Linked DNA regions of Homo sapiens: region 1 is linked to region 2. Evidence: read pairs that join two places in POLR2A ChIA-PET (ENCODE). Cell type or tissue: endothelial cell of umbilical vein. All regions are shown on one strand.

Region 1 (8,000 bases), 300 kb after region 2:
CACAAGTCCTTCATAAGTAGCCTCATAAATGGCTTAAAAATTGCTGGTCCTTTATTTTTATTTCAGCTCATGTGTATTTGGATATGGGTGCGTTTCTTGTATGTTCATTGCTTTAAAATGGCAGTTCTGTCATCATCAGGGCCTTTTTACAGTAGATAGAAGCATGGACTTGAGCCTTGGACTGCCTGGATTCTGGCTGCAAGTCTCAGCCCTACCATGGGCTGGTAGGACTTCAGCAACTGCCTTCATGCACCCTCTGTGCCTTCAGGATCTTCCACCCTGAAGAAAGCTCTTCATATAGTACCTGTCTACTGGGATCATCATGAGGATTAGATAAGAACGTGTATGTGACGTGCATGGCACAGTGCCTGGAACACAGGAAGCACTTAATAAACGTTAGTTCATTTATCATCACCACAAAGATTTTTCAACATACTAGTAATTTAAGGCCTACCAAAGACACAGACTAGCTGATTTCCAAGACATTTGCTACAGTGAAATCTGTTTAATCTTGCAGTAAAATAGCTTCCTACATGTTGTTAATAGATGACATCAGTTAACAGGATTTTAGAAGAACATATGTGAGGCAACAAATCTATAGAAAGCAGTCAGATCTTATAGAGGGAGAAGCAGTGGGGGATGTGGGTAATTTAAAGCCACAGGTGAGGTTATTACACCAAAATAACATGCTCTAAATTCTGATCCAGTTTGGCTCTGAGCTTTCTAATAACCAAAGCGTAGAAAGAAATAAAACAATTAAAAGATGACAGTATTTGTAGAGTAAAATTCATGCTGGCTGCTCAAAAGAAACGTAGCCTTTCCTAGCACTGGGACCTGAAACCGGTTTCTCTCCTTGGCGTTCTTAAAGGAGAGTCAAGTTACAGTATCATGTAGTGGACAGTCATTGCCGTGGCATTGCAGTAAATAAAATGCTCAACTCCGATGCAGTTCCCTGAAAGCAAGTCTTTGAGGAACCCAGAAGTGGGTGGGAGGACAGGTATCTAGGTTTGTTACTTACTCTTTGTCTGTCCTAATACAGAGAAGAAAAAATCTAACATAACCTGAAGGAAACAGGGGCCACATACATACTTTTCAGGCAGTTCTCCATGAAAAGTTTCTTGCAACCAAGCTTATCCAAAGATGCAGCAGAAAATCTTAACTTGCATTTTCTGTATATATAAGAACTTGAGATGTATATATTTTGTTACTGATTAAAAGCAGGTCCAGTTGTTTTGATCATCAGTTTGATGATAATTTGAGAAGGTAGACTTAACAGCTTTTTCTGAAAAGAGAGAAATCTAACTCAAATACATACCAAATAGATGGCCAGCTCACCTCTGCCAAGAGGCAGGCAGAAGAAATAATGTATAATTCTGTGTTAGCTCTAAACCAAGAAGGCCAGAAAGCAAATTTTTGAGGCTTTGTAAGCCATGTGGTCTCTGTTGACTCTCCTGTCTGTTGTTCTATGAAAGCAGCTGTAAATAATACATAAACTTTTCAGTGAATTCATGTTCAGTAAACAAACGAGCATGGGATGTGTTCCAGAAAAACTTTTCACAAACAGGCAGCAGGCCATAGTTTGCCATCCCTTGCTCTAGACCACAGATGAATGGCTAATGAGGACCCATCATAAAGCATGGACACCAGTAGTTCTCTCATGGACAGATGACAAAGCAGGCATCCCCCGGCACTCGCGATGACCAAAGGAAAGTCTCAGGAAAGCACGAAGATCCAACAGTCATACTAGTGCTGCAGACTTTCAGAATGTTTTAAACCTATCTGTGGTTTAAACAGACAGACAAAAAATAAAATCTTAAGGCTAACTGGCCTTGTCTACTAGGTTTTTGAAGGATAGCCTTGGCCCCCAAGTGCCTGTCATTTCGGTTTTGTAACTCTGCTTTAATGGGCTTCTAGCCTTCACCATCCAGCAGTGCCACTCTTGTCAGTGACCGCTGTTTTGAAGGTCTAGTGGACCTGTCAGTTCTTAAATTTGTGGCATTTTGTTCTCCCCGGGGCTTCATTCATACTATGTCCTTCCTTTTTTATCTGCCCAGATTCTCTTTTCTCCCCTCCATTTCTGAGTGAAATCCCTCCCATCCGACAGGTCTGAGACTAAGCCCCACCTTCGTTGTCGGCCTGGTTAACACAATGCTGAATTTCTCCTCTCTTAATTTCTATTCCGAATTACTTTTTCTCTTTGCCTGATACATTGAAAGAGCAGATAACTTTTCTCTTTGTGGTTGTGCTTTGAACAAATTGAATTCTTGTTTATATAAAATACGAGTTTTTCAATCTAACATCAAGATATGAGAGCAGACTCAACAAGCAAAAGTGTGAGGGGTATGGGAGTTAGGTTTTGTGCATAGGGAGCTTGGGGTGACAGAGAGGCCTGGATTTAAGCTCTGTCTGCAGGCCTGGCTGGAACTGGGAAGGGGCTCAGTCCCAGGAGCCCTCTTCATGGAAGGGATTGGTGGGATCACCTGAGAGTCTCAGAGCAAACATGTCAGAGGAAGACATGAAAGAGAGTGGCAGGGGAGCCAGGGCAGCTGTTGGCCTTCATGGTGTGAGAAATGTGTCCTTAAGCTAATTTACAATGTTACCTACCAGTCTTTTTTTTTTTTTTTTTTTTTTTTTTTTTTTTTTGGCAATAACCCTGATTTATGTTCTCTTATCTTTTAGTTTTTCAGTGAATATGAGAAGTTACTTCATTCAGAAAATTATGTGACAAAAAGACAGTCACTGAAGGTATGACAGACCATTTTGTATAGCTTATTTCTCTGTACCTTGTGTTTGAAATGTGGATTTGGGGAAAGGGAGATGTGCAGGATGGGTCATAGACCTTTGGGGGAAATAAATACCTTTGCCGAGGGTCAAGATTTTTGCGGAAAGGAATGGAGTTGGACAGTGATCCATGTGGAGCACTTTCCTGCTTCCTAGTAAGGTGGAGACACAGAAAGGGAATGAACGGGAGTTTGAAGAAGACTTCATCTCCTAGCAGTGCATTCTTTGCGATTTTGAGCCATAGTCATATCAGCTAGATGAAGGCACTCCAGGTGCTGTGCTCCTGGGCTGTGGCCTGGGTGGCACAGGCAGGTGTGTGAGGGTGGAGGGAGGCGATGTGCGTGTGAGGCTGTGGACCGTAGACAGGCTTGGCTGCTTTGTATCAAAGCAGGATATCCTTTGCAAGTTAGAATGTTAAATTTAAGATTTAAACTGTAGAACAAGGGTTGGCAAACTACAACCCATGGGCTAAATCCAGCCAGCTGCCTGTGTTTGTAAGTAAAGTTTTACTGGAATAAAGACGTGCTCATTTATTTACATATTGTCTGTGGCTGTTTTGAGCTCCAGCAGCAGAATTAAGTAGATGCCTCAGAGACCCTATGTTCTGCAAAGTCTAAAATATTTACTGTTTGGCCCTTGATAGTTTGCTGACCCCTGCTGTAGAAAGTTCTTATAGCAGTTAAGAAGTGCATACCCTCCACTCTGTCAGTAAGCAGTCCCAACAGGAGATATAGATGAAATCACAAAGGATTTGAGGGGAAAATCATAATTCCATTCAGTTTTTTGCCAGGTCCATTTAAAATTTGACTCTGCCCAGAGTTCTTCCCCTCATGGGTGTCTGGACCGATAATGACCAAGATTCCATCCACTCATCCCCTTCCTACCGTGGGGAAATCTCCCTTGAAGACCTTATCTTTCTGTGGAAAAGACTAAAGGACACTAGGAGCATCTGGAATACTTTGTGTCCTTTGATAGGAACACTCCACCGTCCACATTTTCAATCAGCACTTTCTTTCAGAACAGCATATGCCTTTTTTCCGTGTAAGGCTGTAATTCCTGCAGCAGGGCATCCGTGACAGCCACAGCTGGGGAACAGGCACAGTCCAGCCAGGCCCCTTGCTTTCCATTCATTGCTGTTGCTTGGGCCCCACCTTCCCTGGCTTAGAGGATCATTTGCTGTCCTTTCATCTTTGGGGGGTTGGACAGAACTTCCTGGCAGCTGTGGGAGGAGTTTCTCCTCCCTGGACATCAGTGTGTGAGAGAGTGGAGGTTCCTGGGGCCTCTCCTGCTCTGTGATCCTCAAAGGGCTGAGGTATACTACTCTTGCCAGCAGTTATACAGATGCACACAGTTCACTGGAGTCAGTATCTTCTAAGGCCACAAAGGCCAGACAGGATAGCCTAGGTTAGTAGCTTCTAGGGCCATTGTGGGAGGAAGCTGGGGCCGGGGGTGCAGGGTGGAGGTTATTGGCAAATCCATAAACTTTGACCAAATGTTGGATTCTTGGGCTGTTTGGATAAGGAGAAAGGCCTTCAAGACCCTTCTGCCATTCAGAATTACCAACATGAAAAGAAAGGCTGAGACCACCATTTCCAAGCCCTTAGGAATGGATATAAAGCAAGTTGCTGGCTCCTGCAGTTTATGTTAGCGGTGGGCCTGTGAGTGCCCCATGAACACATGGAGCGGCTTCAGCACCAGCCGTACTTTAAAGATGGATTTTAATTTGTACTCTCTTTTTCGTAGCCACATTGGCATTTATTTATTCCCATATTTATGTCGCCAGCAAATTTATATTCCCTATGCAAGACTCCCAAGTTTTTTAGTAAAGTATTACATGTTTGGGCTGAGTATGGTGGCTCACGCCTGTAATCCCAGCACTTTGGGAGGCCAAGGTGGGTGGATGGATGGAGGTCAGGAGTTCAAGACCAGCCTGGCCAACATGGTGAAACCCTGTCTCTAGCCCCAAAAATTAATTAGCCAGGTGTGGTGGCACAAGCCTGTAGTCCCAGCTACTTGGGAGGCTGAGGCATGAGAATCACTTGAGCTCGGGAGGTGGAGGTTGCAGTGAGCCAAGATTGTGCCACTGCACTCCAGCCTTTGTGACAGAGTGAGACTATCTCAAAAAATAAAAAAAGAATTACATATTTGAAGTCATCTTCCTTCAGATTTTCTTTGGTTTCTGTGATAGAAAAAGAACACGAAAGCTATAAATCACATAATACTAACTTTTCAGTCTTTGTAAGATACTGGTTGCTTCTCACCGTAAGAATAGATTTTGTGATTCACATTGATATGAAGCCTACTCCTTTCAGTTTTTCCTATGAGTTCCTTATAAAGCCTAAGTAAAATAGATTTGTTTTCTTGTACATCAGCTCATTTTTTATTTAATATGATGACAAGTTACTTATCCAGAGATCAGTTACCTGGAAACTTCAAGTATCTAGAACATAGCCAGAAACCCAGAAAGGAAGCAACAAAAGCAATTAAAGCAAAGCCACAGAGCCGCTATTTGCGCCTTTTCTTCCCTTAGCCCTCACTCACTCACATCTCTGCAGATACAGGCCTGATACGTGCTTTGCACACTGATGCTCGTTTCTCACTGCACTCTCCTGAGAGAGAGGCACTGTTCCATTATACAGATGATGGAACCGAGACACAGAGGAGTTCAGTAACGTGCTCAAGATTACAGAGCTCACAAGAAGTAGGGAGCCAGGATTGGAACCCAGGCAGGCTGGCACCAGGGACCAAGCTCTCCACAGCTCTGCCACCGCCCACAAGGACCGCAGCTTGGCACCTGCCCCACTGCCGGCTCTGCACACTCAGCCTTGGCCAGGTTGTTGGCATGTTGACAACCTGAAGAAGTGACTGCTGGTTTTAGGAAAGAGTAAGCCGTGACAGTTTAAAAGTTATGAGTTTATATGATATAACCAACTCTCCAGAAATTAGTAAACCCTTGAAGTAAACAGATGTTTTTTTAGCATTAATTGGTATAATTAGTGATGGTGAGGGGTCAGTAAGAAAACACTGGATTATCTTCAGGAGACCTAAGAAGGAGCAGAAAAATACTCACTTGTGTAAACCTTTCTGAATTAGCTGTGATAAAACGATAACTGTGGCATGTGCAGGGTACACAAATGGAAAACTTTGGACACAAAACCCTTTATCTTGGAAAGTCCCGCTAAATAAAATTTAAAAATAGTTGTTTTAAATTAAGCTAAGGTTTGTGGTTAGTTAACAGGAATAATCAATAACTTTTGACCATTTTCTTGAATAGTTTCTTTTTAGTGAGCTAACACAAATGCACGCTTAAAGGGGAGGCTTTGAGAGTCTCCCACTGGGGCCAAGGGGGCATCTTGAACATCCTCTGCAGAGAGAAGCGTCAGGCCTCCCGTAGACTTCATCTCTCAGGGAAAGGGAGGAAGGCATTCAGGTGGCAGAGAGAAGGCCCTTCGTAGCTTTTAGGTTGTAATTCAGTTCAGTTCTTCGGTCTTTTGAGTGCCTACTAATACTCTATACTTGATGATTATAAAATAAATTGTTTTTTTAAACTTTGATTTTTCTTTAAGTTTTAATAACAAGGTAATTGTTTAAATGTCTTCTCAGCTTCTCGGTGAACTACTACTAGATAGACACAACTTCACAATTATGACAAAATACATCAGTAAACCTGAGAACCTCAAATTAATGATGAACCTGCTGCGAGACAAAAGTCGCAACATCCAGTTTGAGGCCTTTCACGTTTTTAAGGTAGAGTACTAGAAGCATCAGTGATACTGTCCACTGGAATTGTTCGTCGTCTTTCATTCGCAAATAACGGAAATTATTAGCCTCACTCTGGTAATCCAGGTGACTTAATTAAATTCAGTCACTTTTCATATTTGTGTGCTATGACTTTTAAACAGAAAGGTAGACCTGGAAACGGGTTACTGTTTGGATCTGGGAACGAGAAGGTTTGTTCATAGAAGAGTGTCATTTATCTTTGGCCTAGAAGATTAGTAACTGCAAAACAAAAGCATTTCTTAATGCTTTCTGTGGAGGTTTCATTCTTAAAATCCCATCTGACCTCTTGTGCTGAGAAATAATTTCTGCCCATTTTATTCTAAAATCAAAGTCTGTATTTAATACTAAACACTGTGTTGCAGGGCTGGCAGAATGAGTTTATCAGTCGTATTTGTGTTAAAACATGTAATTATTATTTTTTTTTCCAAATTGTAAAATAACGCCTTCTAAAGCAAAACCTAATGACCCTGACTTCAGCGCCATCCCAGGAGAGCACAGCTCTGCTTTTCTGCACTGTGGCCGCAGCTCAGGTGTGGCTGCGTTTTGTCCTTTCTCTGTGCCTCATGTGCGTTTCTCTCCACGCAGGTGTTTGTAGCCAATCCTAACAAGACGCAGCCCATCCTAGACATCCTCCTCAAGAACCAGGCCAAACTCATAGAGTTCCTCAGCAAGTTTCAGAACGACAGGACGGAGGATGAGCAGTTTAACGACGAGAAGACCTATTTAGTTAAACAGATCAGGGATTTGAAGAGACCAGCTCAGCAAGAAGCTTAATCTCCAATAAACATCTATGTTAAATCCAAATTCAGCATTTGCTGTTAGCTATTCAGCATCAGGCACTCTTATTGATTCATGAGGAACATTACTGCTAATCTGCTGTTAAGTGAACGGTTTTTCATTTTACCCTTTTGTTTTTCAGTCCAGGTTGGAGATCGTAGCTGCTGCTGCTTGCACACTAGGGCACATGTGGGCTTTCTCTTGATCTTTGTGTCATTTCAGAATTCAAAGACTGTGCTACGGGAGTTCTGAACATGGCTGGGTTCATGAAGGCAAATGTATGGATGAGAGTGTGGTTTAGGAAAGAGGGCACTGATATCAGATTAGACCTATGTGTTTGCACCCATCTTTGTTGGCGATCTGAGTGCAGTGTGGCAAGTGCACACCTGGCATCCCTGCGTCAGATCGCGCACCTTCAGGTCGCGCACCTTCGCTGAAGGAAGATGACGCAGAGCTTTATCTGAAATCAGAGGGGAGCTATCCAAAATGGGAGTTTGGGGGCAGCTAAAGTTGACATGCGAATAAATTGATACTGAAACTTAGCAACTTCTTAAAAGTGTAAAGAAGCCTCATAAGATCATAAGGAAAATGTATATATGCTTTTCACAGCTTTCTAGAATTTTTTGACATTTGATTTTCTTGAGACTTGTAAACCTGGATAT
Region 2 (8,000 bases):
TGATGATCAAGTGATCTTCTGCCAATGTCTCGTCTATTATGTTGTTGATTTTCTATCTCTGTGGACTTACAGTCTTTAAATTGACCCATCATCATAAAATTTGATTTTATAATATGATGCTTTTGCAGTTGCTGCTTTCAAACATTATTCAATGTATAAGTCCAGGGCTCCTTTGAACATCAAAACGTTTGAGATAGAGGTGGGAACAATCCTCAGAAATAGATTAAAAGACAGAACTGAATTGTATGTGTTTTTTAGTAAAGGAGCTAAATGCCATACTTTTTTTTTTTTTTTTTTTTAAGAGAAAGAGTCTCACTCTGTCGCCCAAGCTGGAGTGCAGTGGTGTGATCTAGGCTCACTGCAACCTTCACCTCCCTGGTTCAAGCGATTCTTGTGCCTCAGCCTCCCCAGTAGCTGGGACTACAGGCGTGTGGCATGATGCCCGGCTATTTTTTTTGTATTTTTAGTAGAGATGGAGTTTCACCACGTTGGCCAGGCTTGTCTCAAACTCCTGACCTCATGTGATTTGCCCGCCTCAGCCTCCCAAAAGGCTGGGATTACAGGCATGAGCCACCATGCCTGGCGCCATACTTTCTTTAAATATAAAAGATAGAGCTGGCATTGGAAAAATAAGCATGAGTTTGAAATGCACAAAACAGTGTGCCTTTGCAACCTCAACATAAACACTGGTTGTTTTTCACTGGTTTTTCTGGATTCTATATTTTAGAAATAAATATGAAGCAAAAGTTCCCCTAGAAACATCCCATGGTCACTACACATGACCTAATGGAGAATTCCCCCTAAAATGTATATATAGGCATATGTCACCCAGGGAAGCAAACAACAAAAAACATTCTCTCCTTTTCTTTTATCTTTTACCTCCACCACACACACACACACACACACACACACACATACACACACACACACACACACATACACACACACACGCGAGTTCTTCAGGTGAAAATTTTGGACTGGGAGGCAGAGTGCCCTGTGAGGCTGCTGACCTAGAAAATCTTTTCCTTTGTGGAGAGGCCCTTTGGCCCCAGTAAAAGGGCTGCACAGACCTCACTTCTATCTGTGAAGGTGAAATTCTCCCTCTGTGGAGGTAGTATGTGGAGTTCATAGACCAGTGGTCTTCATACTATATGTATTCTATGGAAAAATGGTGAGATCACTGATGCCTTCCATGGCCTCTCCAAGGCTGGGTATAAGAGAGAACCTGGTGAAGGAAGGAGATGGAAGAACTTCCATTTTCCTAAGCTCTGACATGGGTGACCTTGGATATTTCTGCCATACCAGGAAGTCACAATCTTTACAAAGCTGGCTCCTGGGGCTACCTGCTCCACTGGCTTTATGACTAGAGATTCAGTGACTAGGCTCTGTATCCACTGGGTTTTCTGGAGAAAGACATTATTTGATATAATTATTAAAATCAAACATGTCTACCCACTGCCAGACAGTCAAGGCTGATGCAGTCTGGGCTAATCAATTGAGCTGGCCATCTCCCATCCCTTCATCACAGGCACCCTCTCTCCATTCCCTGAGGGCCCACAGCTCTAGAGGTGAAATTGCCTCGGTTCTCAGAGGATCTCCCCGGAGGGTCTATCTTCCCTCCTCTCCCCTCGGTTTCTAATGCTTGTGTCACTCTCAGCACCGCGTGGTAACTGCTATTGTTGCCAGCTTTCCTGCTTATAAGTTTTTTGTTAAACCTGCTGGTGATAGCTGAGATACCCCAGGATAATAAGTCATAAAAGTCCAAGCTAATCGTTTACTGGCTGCTAAGAAACCTCTTCTCCCAAGTGACAATTGTGTTCACTTGTTCATGCACTTATGTATCCATTAAACAAACAACTGTGGAGCCACTACAAAGCTCCAGGTGATGGGCTTGGCCAATGAAATAATGCAAAACAAAGGAGGCCAAAAGGATGAACCTTAAGGATTCTGTCAACCTTATTGTCTTACCTGGGTGAATAACTCATGGGATGGAGTGGGAGATTCTAGGCCACTAAGCTGCTATACTTTATCTTAGCCAAAAGGCCCAGATTGCTTCTGGCAGGTGGTAATATGGCCACCTCTTCTATCATCATGCCTTGGATCCCACTGAGTGGTTTGTCTAAGGCCTCTCTGCCTTGAGCTACAGGTAAAAGCTTTAGCAGTCATTGTTTCATTCCACAGATACCCTAGGTCAAAGCAAGCTCTCAAGATTCAGGAGAAAGTGGAGAGGTGCTTACCTTCAGGAGAAGAGCTACAGTACTGGGGATCTTGGAGGCATTTTGTCTTCAAAGATGTGTTCCTGGAGAGCTGCAGAAAGGGTTAGAGTTATTCCTGGGACACCTGCATGGTGTCCAAGACTCTGGGCCCTGTGGTCACTGGGAGCTGTGGAGGAAGAGTCGGCCGATTCCCTTTGCAGCTTCTCTGGATGGAATGACACTTCCTTTTTTTTTTTTTTTTTTTTTTTTTTTTTTTTTTTTTTTTTTTTTTTTTTTTTTTTTTTACAGAGTCTAGCTCTGTCACCAGGCTAGAGTGCAATGGTGCAATCTCAGCTCACTGCAACCTCCACCCCCCGGGTTCAAGCGATTCTCCTCCCTCAGCCCACTACAGGTGCGCGCCACCACACTCAGCTAATTTTTGTATTTTTAGTAGTGACGGGGTTTCACCACGTTAGCCAGGATGGACTTGATCTCTTGACCTTGTGATCTGCCCTCCTCGGCCTCCCAAAGTGCTGGGATTACAGGCATGAGCCACTGCACCTGGACACTTCCAAATTTAGACAAACATGCCTGCAGGCCCCTTGAAGTAGGAGGACCGATAGAGTTGCTCCAGCTCAGTCTCCCTGAATGGTTTCACGAAGGCCTGCCTTGGGTGTGAGAGCCAGGAAATGGCACTTGCATTGGGCCAAACTGTCACTGACACATAATTTAGTGCTTTTTTATTCTTCAGTTAGATGTACAGGTCCATAAAAGCAGACATGAAACAAAAGAAGGGCTGTGGCATGAATCCCTTAAAAATAAAGAAGTCTGTTCAAATGTGGGGTTAATGAAAAATCACACTCAATATTGTACCAATCTTTCTGTTTTTTTCAACAGAGAATACTGGAATCTCACAACAATACCTTAGTTGACCCTTGTGTAAGTATAAATTTCCGACTATGACCCCAAAATAAGTCAGGCCTTTCTCCAGGCACACTATGTCATGACTGCCTTTCCCCGAAGCATGCTCAGTCTCAGTTGGAGTATGTTGCTGTGTGTGATTAGAAGATGCAAGCCAGGTACCTGGGTCTGGGATTGGGTGTCTCAGTGCAAAAGCAGCCTTTTGTTTCAGTAGAAATCTTCAAATTTCCTCATTTCCCTTAGAAAGTGAGTATAGGAGGCTGAGCTCTAGATCACCGAGGCCTCCAGAGACAAGAACTTGAAGTAGTAATGGACAGGGCTGGCCTGCCGATTAGGGAGAAGGATCAAATGTCAGAAAATAAAAGCATTTTCAAGTAGGTGGTGGGAATGGAAAGGAAAATCCCAAATATCTGCTCCAAGGTGCAGACAGAGCTCAGTCAGCCAGAAGGAACAGACCGAGCCGAGCTGGTGAGTTCGAGGTATGGACTCTGTCATTAGTTCTGCAGAGGAAGACACACACGAAAAGTGAGTCTCTTATGAAGCCCCTATTGCCACTCTTGAGGGAGGTTTAGGCTCAGTATGCTGAGCTGGTTAGGACAAAAACCATCACCACTTGGCAACTGATGAGGCATGTTTATTCTCACTTCTTGACTGGTGCTCAATGATGTACAAACCTGATTCCACAGGCTCCATTATCAACCAAAATTAAGGCTGTTTAGGAATAAATAAATTTTTTGAGACAGGATCTTGCTGTGTCACCCAGGCTAGAATGCAGTGACACAATCACAGCTCACTGCAGCCTCAACCTTCTGGGCTTAAGTGATCCTCCCACCTCAGCCTCCCAAATAGCCAGGACTACGGGTGCATGCCACCACATCAGCTAATTTTTTTAATTTGTTGTAGAGCCAGGGTCTCACTATGTTGCCCAGGCTTGTCTTGAACTCCTGAGCTGAAGTGATCCTCCCAACTCAGCCTCCCAAAGTGCTAGGATTACAGGCATGAGCCACAGTGCTGGCCAGGAAGAAATAATTTGATAACGATTTCTTAAAAGCCAAATGTGAGGAGTGACTCAATAAAACACACCAACAAAGTTGGGAGTATTGGGAGTTTTTAACAAATTGAAATGCCTTTTTTTTTTTTTTTTTTTTTTTTTTTTTTTGAGACGGAGTCTCGCTCCATTGCCCAGGCTGGAGTCCAGTGGCACGATCTTGCCTCACTGCAACCTCTACCTGCTGGATTCAGGCAATTCTCCTGCCTCAGCCTCCCAAGTAGCTGGGACTACAGGTGTGTGCCACCATGCCTGGCTGATTTTTGTATTTTTAGTAGAGACAGGGTTTTGTCATGCTGATCAGGCTGGTCTTGAACTCCTGACCTCGTGATCCACCTGCCTCAGCCTCCCAAAGTGCTGGGATTACAGGCATGAGCCACCGCACTGGCCACAAGTTGAAGTGCTCTTATAGCAGAGGTCCCCAAACTTTTTGGTGCCAGGAACCAATTTTGTGGAAGACAGTTTTTCCACAGACCGGGATGGGGTTGGGGGCAGGATGATTTTGGGATGTTTCAAGCACATTAAATTTATCCTGCACTTTATTTCTATTATTATTACATTGTAATAGATACTGAAATAATGAAATAATTATATAACTCACCATCAAGTAGAATCAGTGGGAGCCCTGAGCTTGTTTTTCTGCAACTAAAAGTTCCCATCTAGGGGTGATGGGAGACAGAGACAGATCATGAGGCATTAGATTCTCAAAAGAAGCACGCAACCTGGATCCCTCGCATGTGGAATTTACAACAGGGTTTGTGCTCCTATGAGAATTTAATGCTGCTGCTGATCTGACAGGAGGTGGAGCTCAGGCAGCAATGCCAGCAATGGGGAGCTGCTGTAAATACAGATGAAGTTTCACTCACTCGCCCACCACTAACCTTCTGCTGTGTGGCCCATTTCCTAACAGGCCATGAGTTGGTACAGGTCCTTATCCCGGAAGTTGGAAACCCCTGTTTTGTAGAAGAGTTTAGGAGAAGGGAGAGGGACTCCTCACACCAGAGCTGTCCTTTCTCATTGAAGGATACAATACAGAAGTTACAATCATTGGATACAGATCGCAACATGCAGGCTCAAATGTATCCATGCAAGACAATCAGTAAAACTCTAAGATCCAGAAATAAATCAGTGTCCTTTTCAGGGTCACTGGGTTATGCATTAATCACTGTGTCAACAATTTGAGAGACTCATGATAAGATTCAGGGACAAGATTTCACCATGAATCACAAGACCTTCCCAAGGTGGGTTAATTGGAAAGCCTGTTTACTTTTAAACTAAACTGCCAAATGTGACCTGTAGATTATCACATTCCCTTTTTGATTAAAAAAAAAAAAAAATCTTCCCATGGAAGTATTGCTGATCAATCTGCTAGGTTAAGGGGATAGATGTTCTTCATTCCTTGTCAATGGGAAGGCTTATTCCAGGAGGTCATGTCCCTCGGTGGGGGAAAAAAACCTTGTTATTGCAATCAGGCCAGTTTGCTGACAAGATGAGGTAGGTCATGACACACAGCTACCTGCTATTCTCCTGAATGATAAATCATCTCACTGGGAAATCAGTATTTTGGCCTTAGCCATGGATCGAAAGCAAGCACAATGCAAATCATGAGTGACTTAATAGCCAAGAAAATAAACTATGTTTATTATTAGGTTGAGGCAAAAAAGTAGTTGCGGTTTTCGCCATCAGAAGTAATGGTGAAAACTGCAATGACTTTTTTGCACCAACCTAATATTATAATCATAACAACTTGAAAACACAATAGAAAAAAGAAATTAGTCCTAAGAGTAACCAAATGAACAAGTCATCAATTTATAGTTGCTGTTGCTTGTTGAATACAAGCAAACAACTTGAAAACACAATAGAATAAAGAAATTAGTCCTAAGAGTAACCAAATGAACAAGTCATCAATTTATAGTTGCTGTTGCTTGTTGAATACAAGCAAACAACTTGAAAACACAATAGAATAAAGAAATTAGTCCTAAGAGTAACCAAATGAACAAGTCATCAATTTATAGTTGCTGTTGCTAGTCTTCAGACTTTCATAATTTTACTTTTCTTGGAAGAAATAAAACAATGAGTGATTCACAGCATTAATAATTGACTAGCAGAAATATAATGCACACAAAAATTATAATCAAAAAGAGAATTTGTGTACAAGAATGGGGGAAAAAAAACCTGTTCCATTAGGGAGCCAACTAAGAAAGAAAATTAAATCCAGGTTCTTCTTTAGAGACTTATTATAGCCAGGAAATAATTAAGTCCAAATTGCAAGCAAATAATAATTTTTGAAACTCAAAAATAATGGTCTGGGCTAGAATCTAATAACAACTATGCTATAATTTTCTTCTGAAAGATAATTTTTCTCTCTTCGATCTCCCTTTTCTGCCAAAGAAAAATCATAGGCCAATTTTATTTGCAATATAAGTTTTAGTCTTATTGTACTTGACCTGATTATTTATATAAAAGGCAACAGGAATAGTGATTGTCCATATAGACTCCTTTTAAGTTGGCTTTGCTGGAACTTTTTCGTTAGACATTTTAGATTAGACTTTCAAAAGCTTCTTCAGGCTAGAAAGCCAAGCCAAGGATTTATCATCAGATTGTGTCTGCACTACTTGTAAGAATTGGGTAAATTCCTCCTTTCTTGAAGTCCCCCAAATACCTCAAGGTTTCTGGGCCTGTTGGGAAGGGACATTACTTAACACGAGGTCAAAAAACCTACAAGAGATTGCAGTACATTGAGCTCCATAGAGATAGTGCTGGCGCAAGTGAGAGCTGGACAGGCCCTGGGCGACTCTGTACCTTGCTGAGGAAAAATAACTAAACATGGACAAAGCAGATCCTAAGAAGCTGAGAGGTGAAATGTTATCATATGCATTTTTTGTGCAAACTTGTCAGGAGGAGCATAAGAAGAAGAACCCAGATGCTTCAGTCAAGTTCTCAGAGTTTTTAAAGAAGTGCTCAGAGACATGGAAGACCATTTTTGCTAAAGAGAAAGGAAAATTTGAAGATATGGCAAAGGCGGACAAGGCCCATTATGAAAGAGAAATGAAAACCTATATCCCTCCTAAAGGGGAGAAAAAAAAGAAGTTCAAGGATCCCAATGCACCCAAGAGGCCTCCTTTGGCCTTTTTCCTGTTCTGCTCTGAGTATCGCCCAAAAATCAAAGGAGAACATCCTGGCCTGTCCATTGATGATGTTGTGAAGAAACTGGCAGGGATGTGGAATAACACCGCTGCAGCTGACAAGCAGTTTTATGAAAAGAAGGCTGCAAAGCTGAAGGAAAAATACAAAAAGGATATTGCTGCATATCGAGCTAAAGGAAAGCCTAATTCAGCAAAAAAGAGAGTTGTCAAGGCTGAAAAAAGCAAGAAAAAGAAGGAAGAGGAAGAAGATGAAGAGGATGAACAAGAGGAGGAAAATGAAGAAGATGATGATAAATAAGTTGCTTCTAGTGCAGTTTTTTTCTTGTCTATAAAGCATTTAAGCTGCCTGTACACAACTCACTCCTTTTAAAGAAAAAAACTTCAACGTAAGACTGTGTAAGATTTGTTTTTAAACCGTACACTGTGTTTTTTTGTATAGTTAACCACTACCGAATGTGTCTTCAGATAGCCCTGTCCTGGTGGTATTTAGCCACTAACCTTTGCCTGGTACAGTATGGGGGTTGTAAATTGGCATGGAAATTTAAAGCAGGTTCTTGTTAGTGCACAGCACAAATTAGTTGTATATGAGGATGGTAGTTTTTTCACCTTCAGTTGTCTCTGATGTAGCTTATACAAAACATTTGTTGTTCTGTTAACTGAATGCCACTCTGTAATTGCAAAAAAAAAAAA

The links. ChIA-PET counts read pairs that join two places held together with the same protein. Peaks named below come from ENCODE experiments on the same cell type or tissue, not always from the same donor. Only the 100,000 strongest peaks of a DNase experiment are listed, where the experiment ranks them.
Region 1: POLR2A ChIA-PET joins it to region 2 with 10 read pairs; 2 of 35 experiments call an interaction of 5 or more read pairs at or near these places.

Annotation. Positions count from the first base shown.
Region 1 is chr2:230,811,370-230,819,369 of GRCh38, forward strand. CAB39 (calcium binding protein 39) reads left to right here. Exons shown (of 9, transcript NM_016289.4): 7 at 2,680-2,745; 8 at 6,385-6,528; 9 at 7,147-8,000. The coding sequence ends at 7,335. Among named protein-coding and RNA genes, the nearest start is that of ITM2C, 50 kb to the right of the region's middle. In endothelial cell of umbilical vein, a CTCF peak has its summit at 3,459 (motif pointing left); no DNase peak of the experiment used is centred here.
Region 2 is chr2:230,508,033-230,516,032 of GRCh38, forward strand. SP100 (SP100 nuclear antigen) reads left to right here. Exons shown (of 29, transcript NM_001080391.2): 24 at 3,093-3,134. LOC101928816 (a long non-coding RNA gene) reads right to left here and starts at 5,273. Exons shown (of 4, transcript XR_427235.4): 1 at 5,046-5,273; 2 at 2,238-2,307. It also overlaps the pseudogene HMGB1P3. In endothelial cell of umbilical vein, no CTCF peak of the experiment used is centred here; no DNase peak of the experiment used is centred here.